Regions from separate parts of the Homo sapiens genome. Here region 2 is linked to region 1. A link is a contact called in ENCODE Hi-C or POLR2A ChIA-PET data. All regions are on one chromosome and are shown on one strand. Each heading gives the region's core, a stretch centred on a gene start or an enhancer-like site at or near the end of the contact. The rest is flanking DNA. Distances are from core to core; before and after follow the strand shown.

Region 1 (4,328 bases), core at 1,034-3,533:
AAATTAACTGAAAAAACAAACACCTGATCCAAGAAATGGATCTATGTCAACTTGGCCCTTAACACTGGCCTCTAAGAGGGTTAATGCAAGATTCAATGCACACGAGGTTGACCTTCCTTACGGGGAGCAACCTCTTGGCGGCCTCCTGGCAAATGGCCCAAATGCCCTGTGCCTCAGATGCCTGAGCCCGTAGGCCTCTGGCCAGGCAGAACTTGCCGAGACGGGAACACCAGCCCTCCAGAAAGCACTGACTTGGAAGGAAGCACTTCCCCTAAAGTCTCGGGAAGAATGAGTTTGGGGAGCTGAGTTTCACCCAGTTCTGAGCCGTGGTGGACAAGACCAGTGACCACGGCTGCTCAGAATCCAGGCTCTCCAGGTTGAGCCACCAGCAGCCGCCTTGGCCGGCAGGGACGCCCTTCTGTCCTTTTCAGCAATAACCAGAGAGAAGGGCCAATCATCAGATCTCACCTCCAAGCGAATAAAAACCAAGAAAAGTGAGCGTTCGTCAACCCAAGCTCCCCGTACCAGGCAGTTTTCCTAGAAGATACTCTGCGGTGTGGAGGATGTTTACCAGCTACCACACATCTGCTTCCTTGGGTAGAGGAAAAAAATGTGCTCCACGTTCCTCGACATTAGGTCTGAGTGACCGGAGCCCGAGGGAGCTTCATAGCGCAGTAATGGGGAAACCTGCGTGGTCAGTCCCGCTGTGATTGTTTGGAGACTCACTTCTCAGGCAGCGGATTCACGCTGCTGGACAACCAGCCAGTGAGGTGGGAAAACCCGCTTGCCAGCAAGTGACCAACACAAAAGAAAAAACTAGTCATCCCCACCCAAGCAAGGCCATTAGCTTCTCTTCGAGTCCTGCACTGTCCCCAGAAGAGCCATGGCCCAGATGGAAAAGAAGCACTGCTGGTTTTCATATCAATGCAAAAAATCAGTGACAACCCCACAGGCCACAAGCAGGAAACGTGACGTCTGTTTTTGAAACAGAGCCTTTGCTGTGCGGTCCCTGGTGTGGCCTGGCCATCCTCCCCTGCCTCGCTGGGGCCACAGCCGGGCTCCCAGGGCTCCCTCCGTCCACTCCCGGTCTTGCAGTTGGGAGGGCGTCCCGGAAGCCCATGCAGCCCAAACCCTAGAGGACTCCCTCTGGCTCGAGGCTGAGGAGGGATGGGCTGGCCTCAGTGCTCCCCGAAGCACTTCCAAGAAGGCGCCTCGCCCGCCCGCTGTGTGGATACCGCTGGTGGAGGTGTTGGGTGAACAGCTCTCAAGTTCTAAAAATGTGCCCCTGACAACAACAGAAGGGGATGTTTGAGAAAAATAAGGGAAAATAGAGAAGAGAAAAGTACGAATTGTTGCCAGAGGAATCTGGCAGAGCGGCCAGCTGCTGCACACTCACTCGCCGGCCGCACAAGAGGCTGGGTGCTGGGCTGGCAGCGTGTCCAGTGTGGACACACACGGGGCTGGGTGAGATTCTGCAGGAATCTAAAAAGGCCACAGGCAACCCAGAGATGGATGGCTCAGTCTGACTTCTCACTGTGTGAAAGTTTGAGAACGCCTACTGTGCGCTGGGTACCCGGATCCCTGCACCTCACAAAAAGGCTCTGGCACCACCCGGGGTGACGGGGAAGGGGATGGTCAGGGTGCAGTGAGACTGGGGTCTGGGACCCTTTGGTGGGTCCCGATCAGGCTGAGGAAGGCCATGAGGCCCCGCCCACCCTTCCCAGTGCCCCAAGGGACTTTTCCTCCAAGGTACAGGAAGTAGCAGCAACCAGGAGGGCAAACGCCCTGGATGTTCCATGAACCTGCAGCGAGCCGAGTGCCACTGCCAAGTTCCAGGGGCCACCACTGAGTCACTGCCCGAGGGGATGGCTGCCCATGAGTGCCGGGACCAGGAGCCCTCTGGATGGCCGCCCTGGCTGCTGGCTTGTCCCTTGGAATCAGATGGACCAATTCCACCAGTGTTCCAGAGAAATGAACAACACGTCCTCCCGCAAAAGGACCCTGAGTAGCCTGTAGCCTGGCAGACCCAGTCTTAATTTTCTCACCTTATTTCCCAGGGTGAATGTCCACAAAAGCAAAATAACACCCTCCTCCTTAGCTATGGCAGCCAAGGCTGAGATGGGAGAGGGAGAAGCCTCATGCTTGCAGCACACTCTCGTTTTTCGAGTGGTCCTAAAACCCAAGAGGAAAGTGATCCGCGAGGACTGCTGTCCGGCAGGCCAAGGGCCAAGAGCGCTGCGCCCAGGCCCAGCTCACAGCCAGGAAGTGAACATTCTCAGCACAACAGCTGGCTGGATGCCGCCTCCACTCTTCTTTCTTCTCTAACTTTTTCTTAAAATCTAGTAACTTCTACAGCATCCCAGGCTCAGAGCCCAGTTTACAGGAAAACACTAGAACCCATCACAAAGGCATATTTATTCCTTCATATAAAAAGCATCTAATAGGCAAATCCCCAGTGGGGAAACGTGTTGGGTTGAGAGGCCAGAGGTCAGCTCTAAGCACTGTGGATGGAAGGGGAATGGACTGGCCTGCGCTGGGCAGTTGGTGCCAACATTCAGTTCCGCAGGCAGAGCTTCCTTCCACCACGAAAAATCCCTTAATGCAATCCCTTAATGAGGCAGGGCCAGAAGAGGAGGTAGGAACCCCGGGGGAAGTCAGCGCCAAAGAACAGCTGACTGTATCCAGCCAAAGTGCAAGAAGAGCTTAACAACTTCAACCAGGATGAGGCCCTGGTGAAATCAGAAGGTGACACGCAGGAGGCTGTCGACGGGTAGCGGAGGAAGGTGCAGGCTGAGGAGCAGGGAGGTAATGCCAGAAAGCAAACTGCAAACCAGCGCTGATGCCGCTTCTTTGGAGAGGCGATAAAGGCAGGAGAAACTCACCTCTGCTTCTGAGCAACGGGTTCATCGGTCCCATCTTACATGCAGTGTGATTCTTCTATGTGATCAGTTTCCCTCTTTCTTTGGTTGCTAGGAAGCTCAGAGCAGAATTCCCACCTATCCTTGTGTACAGGATTGCACGGGATGCTGTGTTCCGGCCCTACCACCCTCCCTCACCTTTTCCTACATTTACTTTTCCATTTATTAAAACTTTACCCTTGTGTGTGTTACAGCTGTTCCCAACAGCCAGCTTAAATCCTCTTATGACCAAAGAACATTTTACATTCCATTTAATCACACAAAAGAATGGCATTTGCTCTTCACTGGGAGAATTAATTCCCTGAACTCTCCCAGGCAGCAGCATGATCCAGGGCAAGGAGTTTGGCCCCGCAGTCGGAGCAGCTCAGATGCAGCATGGTCTTGAGGGCAGCAGCTGGAGCCAGGCAAACACCAGCAGGTGCTCGTGGAGCCAGCTGGGGACCCTGAGCTTGCCATGCACACAGCTCCGGTGTGATGCGGTTCTCAGAGCCGTGGGGGGCAGGTAGGGTGGGCACCATCACCCCAGTGTTACCCATGGGAAGCGAGCCTCAGAGCCCATCATGATGACTGCTGCTCCAGAGCCCGTCATGACTCTTGCTCCAGAGCCCAGCCACTTTGTCCTGTTTCCTCTTGCTGACACAGACCTTGGCTTCCAGCTCGGACTGGTGTCTCCTCCCCAAGTGTATACCATTGTTGATTTTCCCTTGCTGTGCTAATGCACCGTGCCTGAGGATCATCATGGCATGGGCCACCCCCTGCTGTGGGACTCAGGGTAGGGGGTGAACCTCTCTGAGTCTGTCAGAGGAAAAATGTCCAGAGTCTTCCTGGGATTTCAGATGGGGGATCATCCTTGTCAAATGCTCCACAATAGGCCAGGTGCAGTGGCTCACGCCTGTAATCCCAACACTTTGGGAGGCTGAGGCGGGGGGATCACCTGAGGTCAGGAGTTTGAGACCAGCCTGGCCAACATGGAGAAATCCCATCTCTACTAATACAAAAATTAACCAGGTATGGTAGTGGGCACCTGTGGTCTCAGCTTCTTGGGAAGCAGAGGTTGCAGTGAGCCGAGATTGTTCCACTGCACTCCAGCCTGGGTGACAGAGCAAGACTCTGTCTCAAAAAAACAAAAACAAACCAAAAACCAAAAACCAAAAAAAGCACCAGACCAAACCAAACCAACCAACAAACAAACAAACAAACAAACAAACAAACAAACTCCACAATAGTGACAATTACTAATATTTACTGAACTCAGTCAGGGCCCTAGATTCTCTCAAGGCTGGTTTCCCCTACCTCGGCCCTGGCAAAGGGGCAAGAGGCACATTCCATGGGCCACCTGGGGTAGGTGCACCCCACCAGCCCTGCGGAGGCACCGTGTTCATATCTAGCTGGTATTGCAGGACGCGCTCC
Region 2 (4,328 bases), core at 493-2,992, 41 kb after region 1:
AGCTCTCCAGAGCAGACACAGAACATCTGCAGAAGCAAAAAGCCAGACTAGCATGTAAAATCATGAAAAGAAAAAAATCAAAGAGGCAGGTAGACACATACCCAACTGTTGGCAGGGGAGTCCCTCTGAGGAGTGGGACTGTGGGAAGGAGGAGGCTCCAAGAGGCTGGAACGCTTTTTAGCTGCATGCATGACTTTAAAAGCAGCTAACTGGCCAGGCGTGGCAGCTCACACCTGCAATCCCAGCACTTTGGGAGGCCGAGGTGGGCAGATCATGAGTCCAGGAGTTCGAGACCAGCCTGGCCAACATGGTGAAACCCCGTGTGTACTAAAAATACAAAAACTAGCCAGGTGTGGTGGCACGTGCCTGTAGTCCCAGCTACTCAGGAGGCTAAGGCAGGAGAATTGCTTCAGCCTGACAGGCAGAGGTTACAGTGTGCCGAGATCACGCCACTGCACTCCAGCCTGGGCAATACAGCGAGATTGTGTCTCAAAAATAAAAATAATAATAATAATAATAATAGTAATAATAATAATAATAACTAATAAACAAAAGCAGCTACCACTTCTAGAATGCTCCATGTGCGATGAGAACTATTCTAAGCGGCTGTGAGTAGTAACTGACACAATGCATAAGCAGCCAGCAATTCCATTCTGCTGGGCTGGTTTGCACAGTGAAGGCGTGCACGCCATGGAGGAGGACACGCCCAGCACAGATGTCTGTCAGCTCTGGATGAGGCTTCAGGTGAGTCCCCGAAACCTCAGGTGCAGGCAGGATACACACACTCCCCCTCCACCCCAGATGCCTTCAGAAGAGTGTGCCATTGGCTCTAAGGAGCCCAGGAGGCCCAGAGCCTGTAAGATAACATCACAACACAGCGGCCCAGGAGTCAGGGTCATCTGCTGAAAACTCACTCCCTCTAGTCACCCGCCAGCCCCACAGCTGCTCTTTGTGCCTCAGCTTCATGGAAAGGTTAAATGACCAACGCCATCCTCCTGCCTCTAGAACGGCCACAGAGTCAGGTCAGATGACAGTCTGCACTCTTAGTCGAGGGATGTTGGCTACAGAAACTTCCGTGGCCTTAGGACCTCCAACTCCATCGCTCCCAACCCCATCACGGGCAGCAATGCGGACAGGTCACACAAGTGCCATGGGGACCCACCTCCCAGTCCGTGTCTGTGGCCCCAGTGCTTGATGAGCTGTGTGATCAGAGCATGTATCCACAGGCAGAGCTCTGGAAGGTTCTCTCCGAGGGACCTGTTGAGCCCCTCATTGCTTTCTCCATCACACCTTCCCGAGGAAGACACAAGGGTCCCTCTGTCCCCGGGGTACACAGGGCAGCCCCCAGCCGGGGAAGCATGCCTCTCTGCCCTCTGGGTTGGGCTCCGTTCCCCATGCCAGGTCCTGGGGGCAGGAGGGAGACAGCAAGGCCAGAAGGCAGTGCAATCTTATTCCCAGAGAGGCACCCAGGAAGGGTTAAACGGATTGTTAGAGACAAAACCGATGAAAACGACTTCAACACAATCTGATGAGGTCAGCGAGTAGAGAGGCCCTAATGACACTTGTAAGAAAAAACATCTGTTGGTGTCAAAAGGTCAGCAGGAAGTGAGTGGGATTTACGTGGCTGGGATTGGCCAGACCAGCACTCCTCGAAAGAGAGACACACACATGGCTTAACTTAGCCTGAGAGGAACAACAAAAACCCCTTTCAATTGTCCTGTGACCAGCCCCCGCCTCCCTCTAAACAACAGGCCAAACCCCGAGCTATGAAATCCGTCTGGGCCCCTGACTGGCAATTAGCTCTTTGTCCATTCACTGATCGGCCACTGAGGCCCAGACTCCCCCCGACTGAGTCTTTTGGGGATGACGTTTTTGCTGTGAGTGCGTATCCCTTTTCCAGGCCACAGAATCTCCAGCTTGACTTTTTCCTTGGAACACAAAGAGGGTCACTTGAATAGCAAATGTTTCAATAAATCCATCATCACAAAAACCAAAACAAGAAGTTTCTCTGGAAAAACAGGAAGTCCTGGTACACAGCGTGGCTTAAAATAGGGCCTGTTTCATTTGTTGACAAAACTCCAGCCTCTGGAAGCCTCTTGGAGGAGCTTTGTCTGAGATCCAGCTTACCTTTTAAACACTCCTTCAGTAAAAAGCATCCCAGTGCTTCGGGCAACAGACTGGCCTGGACTTCGTTACACTCTGACGCAGGTCACAGGTCTGGGTCCTGGCCGTCCCACTTCCTGTCCACAGGCCCCCAAGAGGGTCTCACGGGAAGCCAGGCTCAGGGCCGTGGCAGGAATGAGGCCTGGTGCTTTCATGCCATCAACGAGCTGGGTGGCGGGAGGTGCTTTTTCAGCCTTCTCCTCTAAAGCATTTCTAACTTGGAGGCCTCTCGGAGTTAGTATTCTGCTTGTTCTTTATGAACTGTTACAGAGTTTTACAGGAGCCCTGACGGGGAGAAACTCTTGGACTGTCACCTGAACTTGACCACTGTGCAGTAGGCAAAGTGGAGGTCCCAGTTGCACCCAGCCAGCCTGGAATATGCAGCTGCGCCCTCCCCAAAGTCACCCACTATAAAGAATACAGGCACCAGAAAACTCCAGAAAGATGTTAAAAGTTCTTCACGTGATACGATTGCACACACAGTGCTGCGTCCTCACAAGATGCCTCCTGGGCACCGTCCCATAAAGGTGCTCTCACCTGATCTAACCATCCATTCCTCTCCCCCTGAGTTTTGCCTTTTCCAAGCTAACCGCCAAGGATCTGGAGGACGGTGTTCACACAGCGAGGCATGGGCGTGTGTCGCAACTATTCCCCTGTTGAAATGTGAAGCCACGGCCGGGCGCGGTGGCTTACACCTGTAATCCCAGCACTTTGGGAGGCTGAGGCGGGCAGATCACCTGAGGTCAGGAGTTTGAGACCAGCCTGGCCAACATGGCAAAACCCCAACTCTACTAAAAATACAAAGATTAGTCAGGTGTGGTGGCGCGGTGGGCAGATCACCTGAGGCCGGGAGTTCGAGACTAGCCCGGCCAACATGACGAAACCCGTCTCTACTAAAAATACAAAAATTAGCCAGGTGTGGTGGCACACACCTGTAATCTCCACAACTCAGGACGCTGAGGCAGAAGAATCATTTGAACCCGGGAGGCGGTGGCTGCAGTGAACCAAGATTATGCCACTGCACTCCAGCCTGGGCGACAGGGTGAGACTCTGTCTCAAAATAAAAAGGCACAGAGAGATCAGAGAATCAAGTCTACCAAATTCTTCACACGGAGATTCCACCACCACCAAAAGCACATCCCCACGGTCAGGCAGGTGACGAGGACCTTCAGGAGATTTCCTTACCACTAGGATGGGCAGGGGGAGGCTTCTGCATGGATACCGGAGGCTCACTGCGTGAACCTTCTGGAGACGGCACTGTCACTTTTGTCTCCTTTGCTGGTGCTAAACAAAGTGTGGGCGGTGGGGGTGGGAGGCGTGTTTAAGTAAAAAGGAGACACAAGCAATGCTAGTTGTTTCAGGATCCTGCTGGGTTTTGTTGGCTTATAGAGGAGAAAATCAGCGATATGAAGGTACGTGAGGGGTAAGACATACGCAATTTCACTTCAGAAATGTGAATTGAGGCCGGGCATGGTGTTTCACGCTTGGAATCCCAGCACTTTGGGAGGCTGAGGCGGGCAGGTCACTTGAGGTCAGGAGTTCAACACCAACCTGGCCAACATAGCAAAACCCCGTCTCTACTTAAAATACAAAAAATTAGCCGGGTGTGGTGGTGCACGCCTGTAATCCCAGCTACTCGGGAGGCTGAAGCATTAGAATGGCTTGAACCTGGGAGGTGGAGGTTGCAGTGAGCAGAGATTGCATCACTGCACTCCAGCCAAAAGTGACATGATTTAGATGGAATTTACTCCAGACCCAAGGCTTGTCACCACCAACCCATCCTGATCCACACCTGACCTGGACCCATTAGCCTAATGTCCACGCTAAGATTTTCACACTGTTTTTTGACGTCGACCCCAGAAGCCATGCTCCAAGGCCACTGACACTGCATCAGTGGGCAGCTCAGTGTGCTGCCCCTCTCGCCCCGCCAATTTCCTGCCCGCCCACCCCCACCAGCTCCAGGAGGCGGAATCTGTCAGCTTGTCAGCGTTTGTCTGGATTCACTGGGAGTCAGGAAGGGGCCTGTTTGGGAGCTTGTGTTGGGTCTGGCTTTGCTGATCTTTTGTGGGGAGACACTTAGGATGAAATGGGGTAAAGGACAGAAAAGGCTCACCTGCAGGACCTCGCGGGTTAGCCACGAGTCTGACACACCTGAGCCTGCCCCA

The links. Hi-C counts contacts between places; a loop is a spot of excess contacts on that map. ChIA-PET counts read pairs that join two places held with the same protein, here RNA polymerase II (POLR2A). Pooled maps may share reads with other maps.
Region 2: a map of heart right ventricle shows a loop between it and region 1 (2.2-fold over the local background). The contact joins two enhancer-like sites. A Hi-C loop is called at or near these places in 25 of 168 maps with a recorded cell type or tissue (Caco-2, HepG2, Right ventricle myocardium inferior and 15 more) and 26 of 50 pooled maps. POLR2A ChIA-PET finds 5 or more read pairs at or near these places in 3 of 52 experiments (A673, Panc1 and SK-N-SH).

The regions. Positions count from the first base shown.
Region 1 is chr10:125,014,455-125,018,782 of GRCh38, forward strand. The region is part of intron 3 of CTBP2 (C-terminal binding protein 2); the gene reads right to left. Among named protein-coding and RNA genes, the nearest start is that of MIR4296, 16 kb to the right of the region's middle. Within about 2 kb of position 2,284, at least 17 of the 41 ENCODE cell types and tissues checked have a DNase peak (open chromatin) inside an H3K27ac peak, as active enhancers do; they include ascending aorta, dorsolateral prefrontal cortex, gastrocnemius medialis and 4 more, where a contact is called at or near this core.
Region 2 is chr10:125,055,674-125,060,001 of GRCh38, forward strand. All of the region lies in intron 2 of CTBP2 (C-terminal binding protein 2), which reads right to left. Among named protein-coding and RNA genes, the nearest start is that of MIR4296, 25 kb to the left of the region's middle. RefSeq lists enhancers at 2,101-2,849, 2,850-3,597. Within about 2 kb of position 1,743, at least 25 of the 41 ENCODE cell types and tissues checked have a DNase peak (open chromatin) inside an H3K27ac peak, as active enhancers do; they include ascending aorta, dorsolateral prefrontal cortex, gastrocnemius medialis and 4 more, where a contact is called at or near this core.